Linked DNA regions of Homo sapiens: region 1 is linked to region 2. Evidence: chromatin loops called from intact Hi-C (ENCODE). Cell type or tissue: B cell. All regions are shown on one strand. Each heading gives the region's core, and the rest is flanking DNA. Links, peaks and the distances in the headings are about the cores only. Region 1 overlaps ADNP (activity dependent neuroprotector homeobox). Region 2 overlaps BCAS4 (breast carcinoma amplified sequence 4).

Region 1 (15,859 bases), core at 4,284-12,283, 53 kb after region 2:
AGTAGTAAAGGAACTACACTTCTGTATGGTAGTACTTATTTGGCAATAAGCAGGTTTGTTTCTAGCGTGAAGCATCTCAGATGGGAAACTCCCATCTTTAATACATCGCAGTTTTCAAATTTGGCACTCATTTTGTTCATGCCAGAAATGGATGTTACAAAGGAGTAGGCATTGGGATCAAACTGACATACAACTCTAGAGCGATATGAGGCATAGATACCCTTTCTGCTTGAATTGCAAGAGGGAATGAAGCTGTTTGATAAAGATTCTCCTCTCCCTATACAATGACAAGGAACCAAAGATAGGATGAGAAAATGCTCTATGTGATGAACAGGGAAAGAAGCCACAGTCCTAGCTTGTCTGAGTGAACTCATTCCCACGAGAAAACCTGCAGGGCCAAAAACACGCCTCCCCACCCCCTTCCCCCGACACCCACAAAAACAAAACACACCAAACCTCTGTAGGATACTTAGGTTTTCTCATGTTAGAAGTGTTCAGCCTACATTTACAGGCATTCTCTAATTAGGTGGCAGCACGTTGCCATAGCCAACGATCTCCAGATTATTTGAAAAGCAAACAGTAGCAACAATATTCTTTTAAAATGGCTTTTATTGAGACACTTGTAGGGATTCTGCAACATTTCCAGTTGGGAATCTTTATTTCCAACTCTTAGGGTGGCTAAACCCTTTTCTGAATGCCAAAAGGCACACTCTCACCACCTTAATGAGGAAACACACTTATCTGTGTCTGTTCCGATATCCAACTGGGACCTGGACCCCAAGCCCCGTGGTGTCTTGTACAAGTCTCATTAGTCCTCCACGTACAACTCAGAAGCCTGTTAATCAGGGAGGGTAATTTCCAAATAAATGTGAGCTGGCCTAAATCCAGCTGGTTATTTCTGATTTGGTAATCTGTAGTATCTTAATTTGGGGACATCCTGTCCTAAGTTTTGGCTGGTGCATGTAGAACTTATAATCTACCTGTATAACAACAGATGCAACATAGCTCCGTTCCAGCCCCAAATTCCTTAAAGGTTCTAGTCTACTCTTGCACTTCTTCCTGTACTGTTGTTGAGAAGCTTACATTTTAGGGAGAGGCTGGTCAAATCTCTACTCTCTGGTAACAGCATTAACAAGAGTCTTTCTTTTGGAAACAGACTCAGAAGTTATGGACATCAGCCACTTCAGACTTCTTTAGGCCACTATCCTTGAGGTGACTGACCAGCCTCCTCATGGATTGGAGTTTCCCATCATTGTTTTAATTGCTGGAAATGTTGGCCTAATTCTGCTTCCTTGTAACTTTCTGCTTTTTAGTACAAGTTCTCTTGGGAATCTACGCATGGTAAAAATACCAGCTCCTTCCATCTTTACAGCCCTGTCAGTGCTGTGCTCTTCAAAGCCTTTCCCTTAATAGCAAGAGGGCCAAGAGTGGCAAATAGAGGCAGAGCCGCCTGCACTACAGTTGTTCCCATCGTAAGGTGAAAACGAACGTTTAACTTCATCTAGAAGAAAAAACAAACAAAAAACCCATCAGGCTATTAAGATTCTGCTTGCAAATTAATGCCAATCCATGTTTACATTTTTTTTTTTATCATTGAGACATTTACATATATATGCAGGCTCTGCTCCTTAACAAAAGGTGAACTGAAAAACTCAAGGGTGTTTGTTTTTCAGTTAAAAAAAAAAAAAAAAAAAAAAAAAAAAAAGAAAAACAGATTTTGTACCAGGTGCCTCAAGAGAAAGCATTCTATTTGCAGATGACAGATCTTGGGTTTTCCACAAGTTTCCTCTGTGACTGTGGCTGCCATCTCTGATGAAAGAGTTATGGCATTAAATGGCAAAAGATATAATGGACACACAGGACTGTCATGTGTAATAAAGCAAATATTTACATTAAGCACAATACAGCAATTTATTTAGATGCTTAAAATGAATACAAAGGGAAAATAAAGATCACAAAATTATACATACTACAACAGTGTGTCATATATTAGATGGTATAAATGAATCCACCATGATGGTGTTGAACTAAAGATAAAACTAAATATCCAAAATGCAGCACTCATTGGTTTGCTGCTTCAACACAACACACTTTTATACAGATCTAAAAGGTGTCAAAATTAGTAGCTGCAAAGTCAATTCTTGCATGTGATTTTAGCTTAAAAGATTTCAGAAAACAGATCTGAAATACCAGTTTTTGTTTTTGACAGCTGTAATGTCAAGGATATTCAGAACAAGAAAAATCCTATAATACAAGAGAGTCCAGATATATATCTTACGTGGCTGGCCTCTGTTGCAAGATTGTACAAGGTTATGTGCAAAAACTAAGTCTGTCCAAAAAGTCCATACTAGCGCAGTTTTGAGCTTTTGCTAGGTAAACTAGATAGAGCGTTTATTACACAGCAAGGGCAACACTAAAAAAAGAAATCTATGATGGGCACACAGTAACAGGATCATGAGCATCACTTGAATAGGTCTAAAAGACTGTACAAATATACATTTCAACTATTCAGAATGAATACATGAAAAAAAATCGCTTTTCCCAAAGTCTACTATACACATTAGACTGGTAGCTTGTATGTTGGCCCTACACTACCATGTGAATTAGTTTAACACTTCTCAAAGACATCTGACCAATCATTTCACAGAGGGAAAGAAATGTTGAAAAGGCAGATAAAATAAACCTCTGCTTTTCCTCGTGTGTATTCATGAGTCACCAGCTTATTGGTTTTTCACATTTAGTTACCGTGTCTGTCAGAGAAGGTTCTGAAGCAAGAACAGCCTGTCCTGTCATAGACTTAGAAATAACCACTGGAACTGCAGCGGCCACATGCCCCACAGTCCAACCAGTACTCACAAGGCAGTACCAGTGAGAAGACAGCTTTGCAGTCACACTGGATATCAGAGTTCCAGGCTGCAGCATGTCACCAACGCCAGGGAACCTGGCACTTAGGCCTGTTGGCTGCTCAGTTTAACTCCGGCTAAGCTGCCATGCATGGGCTCAGCTACTCCATCAGTCATGTTGTCAAACTGTTCCCCATCCTCACTGTCAATTGTGCTATTCTGCCACTCAATCTGGGGGTTAGATAAGCGCTCATCATTCTCAGATGCATTCTTCCACTGTGACTGGTCCTTAGACCAAAACCCTTCAACTTTTCCATAGGAACTATTCTTCCATTTCAACTGCTCTCTGTCACCTTGCATGGTAGCCTTTTTTTTGGCAGCTGGCTTACTGCTCCTTGCATCTTCGCTTTGGGAAGACTCGTCAGACCAGGTTCCTGGTTTCATTTCGCAGGTATTGTCCTCAAAGTCTGACACTTGTTGGGATCCAGGCCCACTCTCAGATGGAGAAGCACCGTCTTTCCACTCAACAACATCGTCTTGGTCAACCTCACTATCAGATGCATTGTGCATTAGTTTGGTTGGTTCCTCAGTCAAATGAATAGTTTCGTATTTTGAACCATCCTCTTTTTGGTCTAGCTTCTCCTCAGATTCTGAAGCATCCTCAGGAATTACCTTCAGTACATGTTCCTCTGGGTTATCGTTAGAGATTTTAGGTTCAACTTCAAAAACAGGGTCAAAAGGGCTACCACTTTCATTGGATTCTTCTTCCAAATTTTCAAAACTGTCTGAGGAACTGTCATCTTCCTTCCCAAGGTTGAGCTTTTTGTCAGCAGTCTTACTAGCATTGACTCTGGAATCCTTCTCATCATGATTTTCAAATAGCCACTCAGCATCAAAATCCATCTCATGCTTGACTTTATTTAATTCTTTCATGTTAAACCCCAGCAACACGCCAGGCTTGTACTTTTCACAATCACGGACACACTTCTTCCTTTTGTTACTAAAATGGGAAGCGATGTCACTCTTCCATAACCATAAACTGGCTGCTAGCTTCTCAATTTCTCTCCTGGTGGGATAGGGCTGTTTGTTGAAATACTTTGTTAGAAAGCTTTTCCTGGCTTCATAGGAATCATCTTCATGACCCTTGGGGTCTAAAGCTAAAACAACAGGCTCTTCAGGCTTCTCTTCAAAGAAGCTGGGTGAATCACTATCATCATCTAACTTTCGTTTTTTCAGTAAGGGAAATTCCATTTGCTCGTAAGTGCGCTTCACAGGTGCCAGACTTGGAGACTGATTAAGCCGAGAGGGTGCATTTGTCTTATCCTGGCCATTTTGGGTCTTTCCAACGCCCCTGCAGTGAACTAGATGCAGAGTGATAGTTGAGGCGGTCATGTTGCTGGTATACACACCAAGGCAATGGATACATTTGTAGGTGAGCTTTTTCTCAACTGGATGAACCGTCTGAATAACTTGGTGCCTCTCTCGTAAGTGATGTGCAAGTGCATCAGATATGGGTCCTTTTAGGATTGAAAAGCAAAGAGGACAAAGGGTTTTCCCAACATCTTTTTTATAGGGCACTGCAGCTTGAGGTGAACTTTTTACAGGGATATCTGCCTTTTCCTGAACCTTTGGCTGTGGCTTTGGAGGAACTGGAGGATTATTTTGGGCATGGTAAGCAACAGATTCAGCTGGGGCATCCCTCAGATTGTATGTAGTTACCAGGAGATGGATGTTAGTGTGACTACCCTGCTGCAATGTCAAATCAAAACTCAAAGTAGAATCTGTTTTAGGTCCCATCTCTTCATCAATGTGAACCATCCGCATGTGTGCGGCCATCTTTTCCACATCATTGAAAGTTGAACGGCAATATGGACAAGACAGACCATGAATTAACATATGGTTGAGCAGAGTATCTGTGGGTAAATAGCGATTACAGTAGAGGCATTTGCTAGTAAAATTGTGTATTTTCATAATGTAGTTGGCTACTGCTGGGACTTTCTCAGCTTTATGTTCTTTTTCGAAGTGCACACTATAGACATTTTCAGGAAAAAGCTCATTACAGATTGTACATATTTTCCACTTTTGAGTTGAGGAAGTGTTACCTGGGGGAGGGCCTGTGGCAGCTGCAGCAGGTTTGGAACTGGACTGACCTAACACTCTGGATGCCTGTGACTGAGAGAGGGAAGGAGACTTTAACTGGCCCGATGAGAGAGAAGAGGCATTAGCAGACTGCAGGGAGTATCTTGCTGGTGCCTGGGACCTCTGCTCTGACCCAAGCCCATAAGACCTTCCGTTTCCACTTGGAAGTAACTGCTTTACAGACTGAGATTGTTGAGGAATGGAAACTGGTGCGTTGCCACCTAGACCCAGTCTCATTGACTGACCAACACTGTAACCCTGGCCTACAGATTTGACTCCATAGTTGTTCTGCTGCAGATGAACACTGGACATCATGTTGACTCCTGTAGAATTTAAGTTAGGCTTTGGTATTGAGAGTCGATTCACCATCTGCTGTGATGGTAAAGACCGGACATTTCCAGAAGCAAGGGAACCGATCCTTGGTGGGAGTCCCATGCTCTTCTTGTCTTGAGGTTTGGGAGCAATTAGCATCAAGGGTTTGGATCGGGGAACCACTACATTTGTGTGCCCAATCATGGCAGTGACCTGATAGCCTATACGTTCATGGTCTTCGATGACATGCTGTACCAAAGCTTCATAGGACTTTGGCATGAAAAGGCATCGCTTGCAGTGAATACTACTCTCTTCTCGGGCATTCGAGCCTAAGGGGACTGCCCCATTGAGTGATTTTTCTCCTGCCTTTGCTATGTAAGGTGCTGCCACATGCTGAAAATGTTCCCTGTAAATGTGCTTCCTAACTATTTCATAAAGAGGATCTCGGTAAGTGCACTTCTTACAGTAATAAACAGCTTGCTCTACACTGTCAGCCTGCTTAGGTTTAAGGCCATCATTTTTGTTTTTATCTTTGAAAGTGCTGAGGCTGCTACTTGGTGCGCTGGCGTTCGGAGCATGAAATATTTTAATGTGTGTTTCCAAAGTCTTTTTGTCTGCATTGAAGGTACAGTAGGGGCAATTAAGGAGAATCCTATTTTCAAAGTCTTCACTATGGACATTGCGGAAATGACTTTTGTAGGCAGAGAAGAATTTTGAGGAAAATGGACAAGCGCTGCAGCAGAAAGGTTTTGTCCGATAGTCCTAAAGTAAACACAAAAACTAGAATTAGAATGCCACTTCAGATAGGCAGTTAACAGATTCCAGATCCCCCCCGGATATTCTTAATAATGCATTGATTTTAGGCCGCGCGTGGTGGCTCACGCCTGTAATCCCAGCACTTTGGGAGGCTGAGGTGGGTGGATCACCCAAGGTCAGGAGTTCAAGAGCAGCCTGGCCAACATGGTGAAACCCCATCTCAACTAAAAATACAAAAAAATAAGCTGAGCGTGGTGGTGGGCGCCTGTAATCCCAGCTACTTCAGGAGGGTGAGGCAGGAGAATCGCCTGAAGCTGGGAGGTGGAGGTTGCAACGAGCCGAGATCGGCCATTGCACTCCAGCCTGGGCGACAAGAGCGAAACTGTCTCAAAAAAAAGCACTGATTTTAGTATGTTTTCCCCTTTTGTATAGTAACTTTATAAAATAGAAACTCAAAAAAAAAGCTATCTTAAACCAAATATTTTTGTCAGTGTAAATTAAAAAAATGCTAAGTTCTTTCTCAATGTTTAGGGAAAAAAAGTCACATTTTAGCTAAACCAAAGACAAATGACTTGAAGATAAACATTTTGCAGCTAGAAATAACAAGAATAACCTAAATGAAGGAAGTTACTAAAGACTTCAGGTTTACTATACAGTCATGTGTTGCTAAACCACAGGGATGCATTCTGAAAAATGTATCATGGTGTGAAATCCTCAAGTGTGTATTCACACAGACCTAGATGGTAGAACCTACTACACGCCTAGGCTACATGGCATAGCTTATTGCTCTTAGGCTACAAACCTGTACAGCATGTTTCTGTACTGATTACCATAGGCAATGATTAACACAATGGTAAATATTTGTATGTTTAAACATAGCTGAGCACAGAAAAGGTACAGTAAAAATACAATGTAAAAGATAAATGATACCATGAACAAAGCTTACAGGACTAGAAGTTACTCTGGGTGAGTCAATATGAAAGCCTGGGACATTACTGTACACTACTGTAGACTTTATGAACACTTAGGCTACACAAGTTTTACTAAAAAAAAAATTTTGAGACAAAGTCTCACTTTGTTGCTCAGGCTGGAGTGCAGTGGCACAATCGGCTCACTGCAGCCTCAACCTCTTGGGCTCATGCGATCCTCCCACCTCCGCCTCAGTCCTGGGGACTACAGGTGTGTGCCACCACACTAGGGTAAATTTTGTAGAGACAGGGTCTCCCTCTGTTGCCCAGGCTGGCCTTGAACTCCTGGGCTCGAGCAATCCTCCCGCTTTGGCTTCCCAAAGTGCTGGGATTGCAAGCCGCTGTGCCGAGCCCTAAAAAATATTTTTTCTTCAATAATAACCTCAGCTTGCTGTGGTTTATACACTTTTAAATTTTTAACTTTTTGACTCTTTTGTAGTAATACTTAGCTTAAAACACAAACAGATTGGCCAGGCACAGTGGCTCACACCTGTAATCTCAGCACTTTGGGAGGCCCAGGCGGGTGGATCACCTGAGGTCAAGAGCTTGAGACCAGCCTGACCAACATGGTGAAACCCTACCTTTACTGAAAATAAAAAAAATAGCTGCACATGGTGGCAGGCACCTGTAATCCCAGCTACTCGGGAGGCTGAGGCAGGAGAATCACTTGAATCCAGGAGGCAGAGGTTGCAGTGAGCCAAGATCACAGCACAGCACTCTAGCCTGGGCAACACAGCGAGACTCCGTCTCAGAAACAAACAAAAACCCCCAAAACAAACACATTGTACAGCCGTACAAAAATATTTTCTATCTTCATATGCCTATTCTATAAGCTTAAAAAAATTTGTTTTAAAAAAAAACTTTCCCAGCACTTTGGGAGGCCAAGGCAGGTGGATCACAAGGACAGGAGTTCGACACCAGCCTGGCCAACATGGTGAAACCTCATCTCTACTAAAAATACAAAAAATTAACCGGACGTGGTGGCAGGCGCCTCTAATTCCAGCTACTCAGGAGACTGAGGTTGCAGTGAGCTGAGATCGTGCCATTGCACTCCAGCCTGGGCGACAAGAGCAAGACCCCGTCTCAAAAAAAAACCAAAAACTTTAAAAACATTTTTTTTCTTAAAAGCTAAGACACAAACGCATACGTTAGTCTAGGCCTACAGAGAGTCAGAATCAACAGTATCACTATCTTCCACCTTTACATCTTGTCCCACTGGAGGGTCTTCAGGAACAGTAACACACATGGAACTGCCATCTCCCATGGTAACAATGCCTTCTTCTGGATAACTGCAGAAGGACCTGCCTTAGGCTTTTCTTGAGGAGGTCTCACACTTACCAAGAATAAGCCCACGGTGCTTTGTTTCCTTTTTTCATCATAGATTTGATTGTAAGCAGATAATGAACCATGAATATTCTTCTCTATTAATAAAAACCTTTTGGTATTGAGATCCATGTTTTCAAACTTTTTTGTTGTTGTTTGAGATGCAGTTTTTTTGCTCTTGTCACCCAAGCTGGAGTGCAATGGCACAATCTCGGCTCACTGCAACCTGCACTTCCCGGGTTCAAGCGATTCTCCTGCCTCAGCCTCGTGGCTGGGATTACAGGCGCCCCACCACCACGCCCGGCTAATTTTTTTGTATTTTTAGTAGAGACGGGGTTTCACCATGTCGGCCAGGCTGGTCTTGAACTCCTGACCTCAGATGATCCACCAGCCTCGGCCTCCCAAAATGCTGGGATTACAGGCGTGAGCCACCAAGCCCGGCCACGTGTTTTCAGACTTAAGGAGCTTGCTGAGGTCTGCACTGCTAAATCCTTCACTGAATTTTCTTGAGGGTTCTTCTTTTGCTTTTCCTGCAGTTTCCTTTTCTCTTTCCTCTTCACCTATGCGGGAACTTGTTCTAGTTCCCACAGCTCCTCACCAGTCAATTCCTCAGGAATCACCTCTAGGAGCTCCTGTTGTCCTCATCCACACCCCGGTTAAAGTTGTTTGCCATCTCAATCACAGACTTTGTGATTTATGCAAATCCTTTTAAGTCATGGACAAACCTCTTGAGTGTATTCTTCCAGATGCCATTCATACACTCCTTGATGACATCAACCCAAGCCCAAGCAAGATTCTTAATGCAGTCACAGATATTGCAATCCTTCCAGAATTGTATCAGAATCTTCTCAGTGTCTCCCTAAGCTGCGACGACAGGACAAAGGCCTTTCTCAGATAGTACGCCTTAAAAGCTGCTGTAACTCCATCAGTTGGATCAAAGAGGTGGTGTTTGATACTGGGATGAAAAACACCACTTAAAGGAGGCATTTGCTTATCAGCGACAATAAGCAAAAGCTTGAAGGGTATGTTATTCTCTCAATACTACTTCTCCACTTCGCAGGCATATCTATTCAGGAGGGCATCTTGAAAGAGGAGCAGGGTCACCCACGACTTCTTATATCTCCTGCAGTGCACTGGCCAAGTGTGTGTGTATTGATATGCTTGAAGCCCCTAGGGTTCTCAACATGCCAAATCACAAAGGGTTTCAATTTGTGGCCTGCAACATTGCCCCCAAGCAAGACTGTCATCCAGTCCTTAAAAGACTTGAAGCCTGGCATTGCTTTGGTCTACCTCATGGATCAAAGTCCTTTCAGGCATCTGTTTCCAGAATAGAAAGGTTTCATCCATATTGAAAATTTGTTCTGGCAAGTGATTTTCCTCCAGACTCAGCTTATCTAGAGTTTCCCAAAATTCTTCCGCTGCCTTTACATCAGCACTCACAAACTCACCACTTTCCCATTATGTAATGAATAACGATTCTTGAATTGTTTACACCACCCAGAACTAGCAGTCAATTCAACATCACAGCCAGGTCCAGCCTTTTCTTTCAACACCTCAAACACACTTTTTGCTTTGGGATCATCATGGTGCTGAGAGGTACACAGCACCGTGTGCACCTGTGTCTGCTCTTCAATCCAGGTCATCAGAAGCTTGTGTGTGTCTGATAAAGGCCCTTCTTGAATTTTTGTTAGTCTCATTGCCTTCAATGAAGCAGATGCTTTAACAGCTTCTGTCACTTTGTTCTTGTTCTTCAAGATCATAGCTATGGTAAAATGGGACAAGCCTGACTGGCAAGAAATAACCATCACTGATTCTCCACCTTCGTAGTCCTTAATCACTTCTGTTTCCAGGTCAATCACTCAACATGGCCCCTTACTGGCAACATTATGGATTTTGTATGCTTAGGGGCCATGATGAACAAAATACCATGAGATTAAACCATGCACAAGAATGATGCAATCAAGAGACACAGTGAACACAAGCTGTATGAGGCTGCTACCAGTTACCATGAAAAGCTGTTTTAAAAAGTAGGAGTACACTCTAAAATAAAAAGTATATATAGTAAATACATAAACTGGCAATACGGTTTTTAACTGTCATTATCAGGAAGTCATGTGCTGATGTTTTCTGTCTAGTACAGACTGCATATGGGACTATGTTCCCCCAAGATTATAACGGGGCTGAAAAATTTCTGTCACCTAGTATTTACTATACAGTTGACTCTTCAACAACATAGGTTTGAACTGCTTATATGTGGATTTTTTCCAAACAAATGTAGATCAAAGATACAGTATTCTTGGGATGCTCAAACCCTCTTATACAGAGGGCTAGCTTTTGGTATATGCAGGTTCTCCAGGGCCAACTGTGGGACTTAAGTATGCAAGGATTTTGGTAATGAGGTTTTTTTTTTTTTTTTGAGATGAAGTCTTGCTTTTGTCCCCCAGGCTGGAGTGCGATGGCACGATCTCAGCTCACTGCAACCTCCACCTCCCAGGTTCAAGCGATTCTCCTGCCTTCCCCGCTCCCACTTCCAACCTCCAGTAGCTGGGATTACAGGCATCTGCCACCACACCTGGCGAATTTTCGTATTTTTAGTAGAGAGGGGGTTTCACCATGTTGGCCAGGCTGGTCTCGAACTCCTGACCTCAGGCGATCCACCTGCCTCGGCCTCCCAAAGTGCTGGGATTATAGGCATGAGCCCAGCGCCCGGCCGGTAATGAGTTTTTAATCATTATTTGAGTGTACCACTTACTTCTATATTTTTTAAAAAAAAGTTAACTCTAAAACAGCCTCAGCCAGATCCTTCAGGAGGTATCTAGAAGACGACACTGCCATCACAGGAAATGATGGCTCCATGCGTGTTACTGCTCCTGAAAACCTTCCAGTGAGACAAGCTGTGAAGGTGGCAATGGTAATACCATTGATCTTGACCCTGTGTAGGCCTAGGCTAATTATGTCTGTGTCTTAGTTTTTAACAACAGTTTAAAAAGTTAAAAAAAAAAAAAAAGTTTAAGACTAGGAAAAAGCCTGTAAGCATATGAAGACAAAATATTTTTATACAGCTGTACAATTTTTTTTTTTTTTTTTTTTGGAGCGGTAGCAAGATTCATTATGAAGAGTGAAAGGACAAAGCTTCCGCAGTGTGGAAGGGGACCCGGGCAGGTTGCCGTGTTTGTGTTTTAAGCTAAGTGTTATTACAAAAGATTCAGAAGTTAAGAATTTTAAAGTTTTACTTTTTATGTAGCCTAAGTGTGTTTATAAAGTCTACAGTGATGTACAATAATGTCCCTTCATATTCAGTCACCACTCAGAGCAACTTCCAGTCCCGCAAGTGCCCAATATAGGTGTACCAATTTTTCTTTTATATTGCATTTTTACTGTACCTTTTCTATGCTTCACTATGTTTAGAAACACAAATACTTACCATTGTGTTAATCACTCTTATAGTATTCAGTATATAGTATTCTCTTATAGTAACATGCCATACAAGTTTGTAGCCTAGGAGCAACAGGCCATACCATATAGCGTAGGGGTAATAGGAGGCTATACCACCTAGGTCTGTGTAAGTACCCTTTATGATGTTTGTACAACAATGACATCACCTAACAGGGCATTTCTCAGAATGCATCCCATCATTAAGCAATGCACGACGGTATTATACGCTGTAAATAACTGTATGTGCTATACTTCTATGACTGGCAGCACAGGTGTGTTTACATTAGTATCACTACAAACATGAATCATATGTTGCGCTATGATGTCATAAGGTAGCAAGTTTTTCAGCTCAATTATATTCTTATGGGACCACTGTCGTAGATGTAGTTCATCACTGACCAAAATGTCGTTATGTGGTGAATGACTGCGGTAAAATTCAGGGCCCACGATGTTTTAGTGCAATTAGACAATTACAAGAGATAAAGCTATATCTTTTATTCCTTTCCTCATTATGGATAAATTTTCATAGAAAAAAGGCAAATCTCCATTTTTTCCTCTGATTAAAGTACAGTGTAGTATCAGATTCAGCGCTGATCAAAAGAAAGACTGATTTGAAAAGTTGGCTTTCTTCTATAAGCCTTGCTGTTCCTTCTCAACCAAGAACACTTCAAAAGAGCTAATGAAGTAATAGCTGCTTTGATTCAAATCAAGAAGTTAAATAAAAATGTCCTACAGACTGTGAGGAGGGTGAGGTATTTAAAAGCCAATAATACATTATAGAATATACTGATATCAAAGAGCAACTTTCAGAATTATGATTGTTAACACCTATGCAGTCAGTCCTTTGATGAAGGCAGGTGAACTGACATGCTTGGTAAGAGATTATCTTTTCTCCCTAGAAACCTACTTGTTTCAGATACTGGTTTGAACCATGATGAAATACTCTGCTTCTCCTCAAAGCTCAACTCTTCTTTAGTATTCAGCTATGAGGCTTTCAGATTGATAAAACTGAATTAAATAAATGATGTGTCCCACTGGAAAGCATTCTCATTCTAAGACTGCTGGTTAGTAACTTTGCCTGGGGTATTTAAAAAAAAAAAAAAAAAAAAAAAAAAGTCAAATATCTGAGTACTAATTTCCTGAAAAGTATGTTCCGATAGATGAACAGATCATTAATGCAGAATGAGAATCACTCCTAAAATAGGTAATGGTAAAAATTAAATTGACAATTACCTCTCTCTATGCAGAAGGAAATATCACCTATATGACATCATCATCATCTATTGATACTTGCTGGCAGTGCTAATATTGTTTTTAATGCCAATTTGTAAGAAGTTTTATCTCTCTGTCACTGACATCCTACAGAGTCACTTCCCCAGGCCTCCCATAGAAGTTGGGTGCCATCAACATAGGGAAATAAGAAAAGCTTAAATGTAAGGAAGGGTCTTGTCTTTTTCTGTGCAGAAAAAACAAGAATGGCAACACAGATGCAGAAAAATAGAGCCAGAGCACTTTTAGGGGAAATGGTGGGATACAGCAGGCTTCGTAACTTTTAAGTAACAAAATTTTGTTTCTTCTTACACCTCAAGTTTTAGTCCAATGACAAAAAAGGACAAAAAGTTTTTCTTAGTCTTCCCACTGGTCAGGAAAATATGAAATGCAATTTTGACACTTTCGATGTTTGGCACTTGCCCGCAATCACTGCACCGCTATAAAAGGCCTAGAGCTGAAAAGGGAGTATACCAAGCATGCTGCCATCTGAGGAAGTCTCCTGTGCCACTTACCTGGTTTTTCGTAAGTGATGGGTCCCACAGTCCTACATCCTCCCATGTAGTGTTTTTCAAATAAAAGTCATTAGGTTCAAATTGTTTAAAATCCTAGAAAACAGTGAAATAAGTTTACAAAAACATAGTGGTATAAACGCTAACCCAATCTTACATGTAAATCTCACCTCTTAACTAAGATGGGGAGAGGCACAGGAAAACCAACGTCAACAAGGACTTAAACTAGGAGTGATAAGGCTCTTAAATATAAAAAGGCATATGGAAGTTGCAGTCTACATTTTATATCAACCAACCACTTTCCTGATGGTCAGTCAGGTTTCCAAGGAAATTGCTGGAAGTTCTAATTAAGTAAAAAATTCAGCCACACACTAATATCAAAGCACTTTTCATTAGAGTACTGTACTCTAACTCGTCAGTTACAGTACTGGAATGGTGTCTAAAATAGCAATGTTTGCTTACAGCACTGCAAATATGATTTCTGGTTCTGTGCAAAAAAAAGATTTTTTTCGAGGGGAGGGGGCAGGAGATCAGATCAGGAAGAAAACTCAAATTTCAAACCCAAAAAGGCAGAAAGAAAGCTATTCAAAGAAAGTTAAGCAGTATGATGTTAAATTTATACTCTCATGTAAAAATTTAATGGTCCACTTCCCTCCAGACTAGGAAGATTAAAAGTCTTAGGGTAAAATCCCACTTGTTCCTAAAAAGTTCACAGTTCAAGGTGGAAAATGAAGTCTACACATAAATAATCATAGGAGGAACAAATCAAATGCATGACAGAAATGTACTGTGATGTTGGTATTAATTATTTCTATGAAGATGACCCCACAGAGTGCAAAGTGAATGGACTGTTTCATTTGGGCAGATCTACCTGAACTCTGGGGTTGGAGAAGGGCTACTTCCACACTTGGAACAACGTGACTAGAGAAGTCAACTTTTGAGCAGCTTCTGTTTCCATGCCATACTCTTCAAGTATTATTAGTGGAACTCAAATTAAGAAAACCTGTTGTATGAATGAATTTGCTTTTTTACTTCCAATTCCATTCAAACACTTACTGATCACCTATTACGTGCAAAACACTGTGCTAGGTGCTGGGGCTAAATGGATAAACAAGGTAGCTATGTTCCCTAGCCACCTAGAACTTAAAGGTTAGTGGGGGAAACAGCTTCAAACATTTCTTTTCAATCAGGGGCTCTGACCAACAAACCATAAGACCTGGAACAGTGAGATGTTGAAAAGGAGACCACTGCATGGCTATCCCACAGAGCTGTTATAAAGCTCATAGAATAAAACAGCTTGAAAAACAGTTCATAAAGCCCAAACTGTTATACAAGGGGGAAAGTAATAGTCTATGATGGGTCAAAAGGGGCAACAAATGCTCAAATCCTAAGGAAAGAGACAACAAGCACCCACACAAGCACGCCTCAACAATTAGAAGAAGGTCAACCAGAACATTCAGGCGTATCAGAATGAGAACAGGCTTTGAGTCCCACAGACACTGCCACTTTCTCAGCTGCAAGGCTGGGCCTATTTATTTGTTCTTCATCTGTGAAGTGGAGATAAGAACTGCTACACTGCCTCCCGCCTCCATGGTTGTTCTAAGGATTAAATGTATAGACAACTTTACGGCACCTAGTTCAACGCCTGACATGCTTAAGTCCTCAATGGTAGCCTTCTGCTTCAGGATGCAAAAATGAAAAAGCCCATTTTAGGGAGAAAGGCACAAGTTAATGCTATTGAGAATGTTTTCGTGAAGCTACTGCTGTGGCTGAAATTCAGAATCACATCTAAGATTTAGCCATCTTGGCCACTGACACAAAGTAATGGATCAGAAGCTGAGTCATGTTAAAATTTAAAAATGACATGCTACTTACTTCTATATGTTCTTTACAGTATTCCAACCCAATGTCACTAAGTATTTTTTTCACAGTTTTCCGGGCTTTTCTTAAACTGCCAAGATTGTTGACAGGAAGTTGGAACATAGTTTCTATTGGAAAAAAAAATTTAAGTCAAAGTCAAAACACGTACAACTTGTAATATTTACTAATTCCACTGATGATAGGATCATAAAACCTACCCATCTGACAAAAAAGGTGCATAGATATCCTCATCTAGTGTGTACACACACAGACACACACCTGCTTTCATGTGCATATGGCTTGATATATCCATCCATCCATCCTTCCTTCCTTTTCTTAAGACAGAGTCTTACTCTGTCGCGCAGGCTGGAGTGCAGTGCACTCATGGTTCATTGACTGCAGTGCACTCACGATTCACCATAGCCTCAACCTTCTGGGCTCA
Region 2 (8,000 bases), core at 1-8,000:
TTTACCATGTTGCCCAGGCTGGTCTTAAATTCCTGGCCTCAAGTGACCCTCCCTGGCTTCAGCCTCCCAAAGTATTGAGATTACAGTCATGAGGTACCATGCCCAGCCAGAATTCTTTTTTTATTTATTTTAATTTTATTTATTTTTAAGTTTTTAAACTTTTTATTTGCATATTTAAAAAATTGTGCATTCCAATAATTAAAATCATTTGAACAACAAGAAAAAAATGGCACTCTGATTAAACTGCATTACAGCCTGCAGGACACCTTGGGCCAGCTTGGTTTTACTTTAGATTTCACTGTTGTCCCACCCCACTTCTTCCTTCACCAACATGCAAGTTCTTTCCTTCCCTGCCAGCCAGATAGACAGATGGGAGAGGCAGTCGCGGCCTTCGTTGTCAGTAGTTCTTTGATGTGAAAGGGGCAGCACAGTCATTTAAACTTGATCCAACCTCTTTGCATCTTACAGAGTTAAACAGCTAAAAGAAGTAAAATAAGAAGGCAATGCTTGTGGAATGTACAGTGCATATTGACGGCACACGCCTCATTACGATTCGCCTGCTTGCTTCTCCTGTTCAATCGTTTCTTTGGAAGGCAGTGGATTTTTCTCTTGCGTCTCTGTCTTCTTCAGTTTCGACTTATCGAATTTCTCGATCTCAGCCATATCGGATTTGTCAGACATGGTTACGGAGGAGAAGCGGAGCGAGGCACGCGAGAACGAGCGAAGTCTGGTCTGCGTAGTGGCCACCACTGAGTTGTCCAATTTTATTTATTTTTTTGAGACGGAGTTTCACTCTTGTCGCGCAGGCTGGACTGCAATGGCGCGATCTCAGCTCACTGCAACCTCCGCCTCCCGGGTTCAAGTAATTTTCCTGTCTCAGCCTCCCGAGTAGCTGGGATTACGGGCATGTGCCACCATGTCCGGCTACTTTTTGTATTTTTAGCAGAGACGCAGTTTCACCATGTTGGCCAGGCTGGTCTTGAACTCCTGACCTCAGGTGATCTACCCGCCTCAGCCTCCCAAAGTGCTGGGATTACAGGCGTGAGCCACCGCACCCCTTTTTCTTCTTGAAACTGGCAGCTCTGCACTTGAGGCCTGGAGCTGAGTGGTCCCTGTGGGCCTGGACTCAGCTTTCTGGTTGACCCTGCTTCCCATTAGGCCCCCTTTACCTGCTTGTTTCCTGCCAGGCCCTTGGTGGCTTCTGAGTTCGAATATACAGCACATCCACTATTAAAATGAGCAATTGTGTGTCCTTAACGTAGATGAAAAGTACAAATAAATAAATAAGCATTTGGGCTATTTCTATAAAATCAACTTTTAACAAAAAAGGCTTTGAAATCTGATGAATGTGCCCTGAGACCCCCGCCCCTGCCCCTGCCACTTCCTGACTTTGTGACTTTGAGCAGGTGACCCAGCCTCTCTGAGCCTTGATTTCCCTCCCCTCTAAAATGGAGGCTAAGAACAGGGTCCCTATGGGGAAAAAGCAAGAGGCCACCAGCGGGAGCTGTGACCGTTGTCAGGGTTTCTGCAGGTGCCCCTCCAGCTAAGCAGGCCCTGCTGCCTTGCAGGGAGCCCCATTGGAGGGAGGCTGGTCGCAGTGATGAAAGGCCTGGAGTCCCCACCAGCCCAGGGAGTGTGGCCAGGAATGGGCTCCAGCCTGCACAGATGCGGCATCATGGCTTCTCCGTGTCCCTCAGGCCTTCGTCAAGATGGTTGGACACCACGTCGCCTTCCTGGAAGCAGACGTGCTTCAGGCTGAGCGGGACCATGGGGCCTTCCCTCAGGCCCTGCGGAGGTGGCTGGGATCCGCAGGGCTCCCCTCCTTCAGGAACGTGAGTATCCTGCCCCGAGAAGTGAGGGGAGGGCCTCTCCCCCTTCGCTCCGCAGACCCCAGCGTGGGGAGGAGCATGCAGGAAGCAGAGTTCAGGGGGGCACATTTCACTTCTGCAGACAGGAAACGGGTACAGGCGGCCAGGCACCTCAGCCTTTCTCTGTCCCCTGTGAGCCCTGGGCTGTGACGGTTCGTGTGCTCATGTACCATTTATTGGGCGCCTACTGTTTGCTGAGTGCCATCTGAGGTTACTGTGGTGAGCAGAAACAGCTCCCGCCCTCCTGCCCATCCTTGCACACTTAGGGACAGTGCCCAGGATGACATCTAGAATTCCGGCCAGGTTGCCCTTCCTGAGGCAGGAGTCAGCCTCAAGCTGGCCCAACAAGCCGGGGAAGGGGGACGGGCGTCCCTCCTGCATATGGCTCTTTGTGGCCTGCAAAGGCTGTTCTCTTCCTCATCTCTCCTCTGTCTTCCTGGGATCCTCTCCGTGGCCCCGCAAGGAAGGAAGGATCATGTGTCCTTTTTGTCTTGTTTTGAAATGGGGTCTCACTCTGTCACCCAGGCTGGAGTGCAGTGGCGTGATCTCAGCTCACTGCAACCTTTGGCCTCCTGGGTTCAAGTGATTCTCCTACCTCAGCCTCCCAGGTAGCTGGGATTACAGGTGCACGTCACCATGCCCAGCTAATTTTTGTATTTTTAGTAGAGATGGGGTTTCACCATGTTGGCCAGGCTGGTCTCGAAGTCCTGACCTCAGGTGATCCACCTGCCTTGGCCTCCCAAAGTGCTGGGATTACAGGCATGAGCCACCGTGCCTGGCCAATCACCCTCAGTTTATAGGTGAGAAGACGGAGGCTCGGGGAAGGAGATAAGGGGACTTGTCTGAGGCCACGGGCCTGGAGCGCCTGTTTCTGGTGACTTGCCCCCTTCACAGGAAAGGTGTCACCTAGCGGGGCCTCTTGTGGCTCCTTGGGCTCTGCCTGCAGGTATCCCCTCTACTGCCCTGTCTCCACTGTTCCTACCTGTCCACACCTTATCTCCACTTTATCACAGCAGCCCATTTAGTGAGTGCTTTTTGTTTTTGAGATAGGATCTCATTCTGTCACCCAGACTGGAATGCAGGTGTGATCCTAGCTCATCGCAGCCTGGAACTCCTGGGCTCAAGTGATCCTCCCACCTTAGCCTCCCAAGTAGTTGGGACTGCAGGCACGCACCATCACACCTGGCTAATTTTTCTTTTTGTAGAGACAGAGGCTCGCTTTGCTGCCCAGGCTGGTCTCCATCTCTTGGACTTCAGCGATCCTCCTGCCTTGACTTCCCAAAGTGCTGAGATTACAGGCATGAGCTACCATGCCTGGCCTTATTGAGTGCTTACAAGGTTCCAGGCTCTGCGTTAGGCATTTTATATGCAGTAATTCATTTATCTTTCCCAGCCATCTTGTGTGCTGGGTACTAACAGTATCTCCATTTAACAGGTGAGGAAATGAAACTTCAGAAAGTGTCAGGGGTTCTGCCCGTGGGCAGAATTTGGCCCATGTCAACTCATTCTATTTGGCCAGGCAATGTATTTAAACATTGTGACTTGAAATGCCTGATAGGGCATGTGCTTTCCAGTCACAGGCTCCTGGCCTCATTGTACCTGCCTGAGGCATGTGCTGTTCACCTGCCTGAGGCATGTGCTGTTCACCTGCCTGCTTCCAGGTGAGTGTTTTGCCCAAGCTTGTAACAGCTGGACAGTGGCCTCCCAGATCTCATGGTCTAGGAACTCCTCTTGCTCCTTCAGAGACCAAGTTAAAGACATCTCCTGTGAGAAGCCCTCTGGGATTGCCCCTCTTCAGACAAACTCCATTTCTTTGCTTTCCAAAGACAATGAAGTCATGAACTGCATCCTTTGTCCTCTCCCTCAACTTATGGTGACCATTCCCGAGTGACATTTCCCACTGACGGCTTTAAAAGCACATTTGGGGCCGGGCACGGTGGCTTATGCTTGTAATACCAGCACTTTGGGAGGCCAAGGCATGTGGATCACTTGAGCCCAGGAGTTCAAGACCAGCCTGGGCAACATGGCAAAACCCCATTTATACAAAAAATAGAAAAGTTAGCTGGGCATGGTGGCGCATCCCTGTGGTCTCAGTTACTCAGGAGGCTGAGGTGGGTGGATCACTTGAGCCTAGCCTGGGAGGTGGAGGTTTCGGTGAGCCGAGATCGCATGACTGCACTCAGCCTAGGTAACAGAGTGAGGCCCTGTCTCACAAAAAAAAGCACATTAGGGGCCAGATGTGGTAGCTCATGGCTATAATCCCACCACTTTGGGGGGCCAAGGTGGGAGGATTGCTTGAGTTCAAGACCAGCCTTGGCAACAAAGCAAGACCTTGTCTCTACAAAAAAGTATCCAAGTGTGATGGCATGCACCTGTGGCCCTAGCTACTCAGGAGGCTGAGGTAGGAGGATCACTTGAGCCTAGGAGTTTGAGACTGCAATGAACCATGATCATGCCACTCACTACACTCTAGCCTGGACAACAGAACAAGACCCTATCTCTGAAAATTAAAAAAAACAAAAAACAAATTTAAGACACATGGGGGGCAGAAAGGACACAGGACCTTGGCTGCCCATGTCCTGTTAGAACCCAAGTATCCTAACAGTGGGTCCTGCCTGTCATTTAATACACTTCTTGCAGTCTGCACAGTCATCCCGATGAGGTTGGTGCTAGTGTTCCCATTTACAGAGGCAGAGACTGAGGCTTGGAGATGGAGAATCACCTATCCAGAGTCACTACTGGGTTTGGAATCCAGGCCTGTGGGGTGTGAAACTGAGGTCCCCCCAGCACTCCTGCTGCAGGGATGTGGCATCCCCCCCCGGGGTGTGGCTGGGGCATGCTGGGACCTGCACCCTCTCCTCTCCGCCACACTGGGCCTTGCTAAGCCTTGGAGAGCCCCCTAGACCTACCTGCAGTGACTTGTTCCAGGAAGCGCGTCCTGGCCAGGGGTGGGTGAGTCATTCAGCAACCCCAGTGTGTTGTTCTTGGCCCCACAAGGGCTTTGTCTGGGGGAGGTGGTGCAGCCTAGTGTGTGCGTATGTGTGTGCAGACCTGAAGGCTCCAGGGCTGTGGCTGCTCCAGGGTGTGAGCTGGAGGGGCCCTTGCAGAATGATGATCATCACCGCTGGTGTTGGGGCCGACTCTGTAGTCGCCTCACACCCCACCCTGTGAAGAGGGTGTGGTCATTGTTCCTGTTTTACAGATGAGGAAACCGAGTCACTGAGGGGTTAAGTTGCTTGCCCACCCAGAAAATGGTGGAGCTGGGATTTGAACTTGTGATGTCTGGGCCCAGAGCTGGTGCCCTGCACCCCATTGGTCCATTCTATGCCCTCCCTGACCGCCGGACCTGCTCTCTGGGAGGTGAGAGTCCTCGTAGGGTGCCCAGGCATTCTCAGTGTCTTCCATCTTGATTATTTCAAAGCTGGGATTTTGTGCCATCTGTAGTCAGTTCCCCTCAGCGCCTCCTCCCCCAGGGTGGACACCTCCTTTCCTTGACCCTGAAGGGCCATCACCCTCAGAGGCTGACATTCCAGTCTCCACCAAGGGCTTGGATCTCCACCAAGCCCTTCTCCCGGGGCCTGTTCCAATGCCCGGCATAGGTCTGAGAGGCCCAGGCAGCCGGGGGCTCGGAGAGCTTTGGTTTCTCTCCTGGTCTCTCCCCCAGGACCCCACTGCCCCCCTGAGGCAGGTGTTTGAGGCCTCCCCCGACCCCAGGCTGGCCCGAACAGTGACCATCCAGACGCAGCAGCCAGTCAGGGTGACCTGGCCATGTGGCGCCCCTGGGCTGTCTGTTCCTCACCCACCCGTGCTGCCTCCAAAGGGTCCATGGAGTGGAGAGGGCTGAGGTGGGACAAGGATATTGGGTGGCCCCACGGGAATGCTGGCATGGGCTTCTGCCCCCATGGGAGGAGCCACACCACTCACCAGAGGCGCAGCCCCCAGAGAGGGCAGGCTGCCCGCTGCCCAGGTGACTTGGTGCTGGTGTGGACATTGCCTGTGGCCTGGGCTGGCCCGAGGGGTCCGGTGCAGGAAGTGACCTGTGGATACTAGCGATCCCCCTCAGCCAGCTTTCCGACTGGATCCTGGCCTCTCAGCCCTACCTTTGAGCTGCCTGAGAAAGAGGCATTTGCTCCACAGACGGAGCCAGCCTGTGCCCCAGGCCCTTGGCACCCAGCCACAAAAATGTACGCATGACCATGCTACAACACATGTATTTCATGGCACAAAAGTCCACATTTTCATGCTGCACTATATAAACGAAAAGTTTTTAGTTATGCTTTTATATTGATCGTTATAACATTGTGAGGTTTTAATAAGAATTGCCCCTCTCTTTTATTGTAGCTAAGCCCCTTCTGTGACATGTCTTAGCTGTGTGACCATGGGCAAGTCTCTTAGCCTTTGTAAGCCTCAGAGACAGCCAGGCACAGTGGCTTCCACCCATAATCCCAGCACTTTGGGAGGCCAGGGTGGGAGGATCACTTGAGCTGGGAACTACATAGGGAGACCACGTCTCTAATTTACTAGATATTATTAAAATAATACCTTTTTGAGATCTTAACGTTATTTTGAATTGTTCCGAGATGGCTTCTCAGTGACCTCAGAATAAAATCCAAACTCCTTGTCATGGCCTGCAAGAGGGTGCATGATCTGGTCACGTTCAGTCTCTCTCTCTTTTTTTTTTTTTTTTTTTTTTTTTTGAGACAGTCTCACTCTGTCGCACAGGCTGGAGTGCAGTGGTGCAATCTTGGCTCACTGCAACCTCCGCCTCTCGGGTTCAAGCGATTCTCCTGCCTCAGCCTCCTGAGTAGCTGGGATTACATGCACCCACCACCACGCCAGGCTAATTTTTGTATTTTTAGTAGAGACAGGGTTTTGCCATGTTGGCCAGGCTGGTCTCGAACTCCTGACTTCAGGTGATCTGCCCACCTCGGCCTCCCAAAGTGCTGGGATTACAGGCGTGACCCACGACGCCCAGCTTAAAATAATATCTTTAAAGTTCAAAAAAAAATTAAGCCTCAGAGAGTCTGACTGAGTCAGTGAGCCGGCACGGGCAGGTTCATGAGAGGCTTTGCTTGCTAGAAAACTGTTTGGATTTGATGGAAAATGATGAGGGCCCACGCTAAAGCAGAGGAGGAAAGCTCCGGAACTCTCAGGAGGGATTCCGAGCATGGAGCGGAAGAGCGTCGGCCACCTGAAAAGCCAGCCGGTAGAGTGATCTCAGCTCACTGCAACCTCCGCTTCCTGGGGTCAAGCGATTCTCCTGCCTCAGCCTCCCGAGTAGCTGGGATTACAGGCGCGCACCACAATGCCTGGCTAATTTTTGTATTTTTAGTAGAGACGGAGTTTCGACACATTGGCCAAGTTGGTCTCGAACTCCTGACCTCAAGTGATCCACCCACCTCGGCCTCCCAAAGTGTCGGGATTATAGGTGTGAGCCGCTGCACCCGGTTGAAAAGCCAGCTTTGCTTGTGAGGAATGGAGTGGTCCAGGACAGACTCAACACTTAGTGCTCAGCGGTGAGCGGGAATCACGGGGCAGCTGACAGAGCCAGCCCTGCTGTGCCAGGCACTGTTTTCAGCTTGTCAATCCTCATAACATCCCACAAGGGAGGTGCTATTTCTATCTCCATCTTACAGCTGAGGAAACTGAGGCATAGAGAGGGTAAGTAACTTACCCAGGATCACACAGTTGGACATGAGGATATGAATCCACGTTCTTCTTTCCATCACATATTGCCTTGGTAGAGAGCTGTGATCTCTTCAGGGAGCTTGTGTCTGGTGCAAGAATACAGACAGTGACCAAATTCAAAGAAAATTCAGTTACAGGTGGGACACGGTGGCTCACGCCTGTAATCCCAGCACTTTGGGAGGCCTAGGTGGGTGGGTCACTTGAGCCCAGGAGTTCCAGACCAGCCTGGGCAATATGCGAAACCCCATCTCTACCAAAAAAAATACAAAACTTTGCCAGGGGTGGTGGTGCATGCCTGTATTCCCAGCTACTCAGGAGGTGGAAGGATCACTTGAGCACAGGAGGTCAAGGCTGCAGTGAGCCATAATCGTACCACTGCTCTCCATCCTGGGAAACAGAGCAAGACTCTGTCTCAAACAATAGCAACAACAACAAAAAAAAACA

The links. Peaks named below come from ENCODE experiments on the same cell type or tissue, not always from the same donor. Only the 100,000 strongest peaks of a DNase experiment are listed, where the experiment ranks them.
Region 1: a loop joins it to region 2, with 5 times the contacts of the local background. A loop is called at or near these places in 5 of 110 quality-filtered maps.

Annotation. Positions count from the first base shown.
Region 1 is chr20:50,888,457-50,904,315 of GRCh38, forward strand. It overlaps ADNP (activity dependent neuroprotector homeobox), which reads right to left. Exons shown (of 6, transcript NM_001282531.3): 4 at 15,433-15,545; 5 at 13,561-13,653; 6 at 462-6,056. The coding sequence starts at 15,540. The coding sequence ends at 2,949. Among named protein-coding and RNA genes, the nearest start is that of ADNP-AS1, 35 kb to the right of the region's middle. In B cell, for the core only: no CTCF peak of the experiment used is centred there; no DNase peak of the experiment used is centred there; H3K27ac peaks cover 1,200 bases.
Region 2 is chr20:50,840,069-50,848,068 of GRCh38, forward strand. It overlaps BCAS4 (breast carcinoma amplified sequence 4), which reads left to right. Exons shown (of 5, transcript NM_198799.4): 4 at 1,698-1,832. It also overlaps the pseudogene TMSB4XP6. Among named protein-coding and RNA genes, the nearest start is that of BCAS4, 49 kb to the left of the region's middle. RefSeq lists an enhancer at 4,633-5,112. In B cell, for the core only: no CTCF peak of the experiment used is centred there; a DNase peak (open chromatin) is centred at 3,343.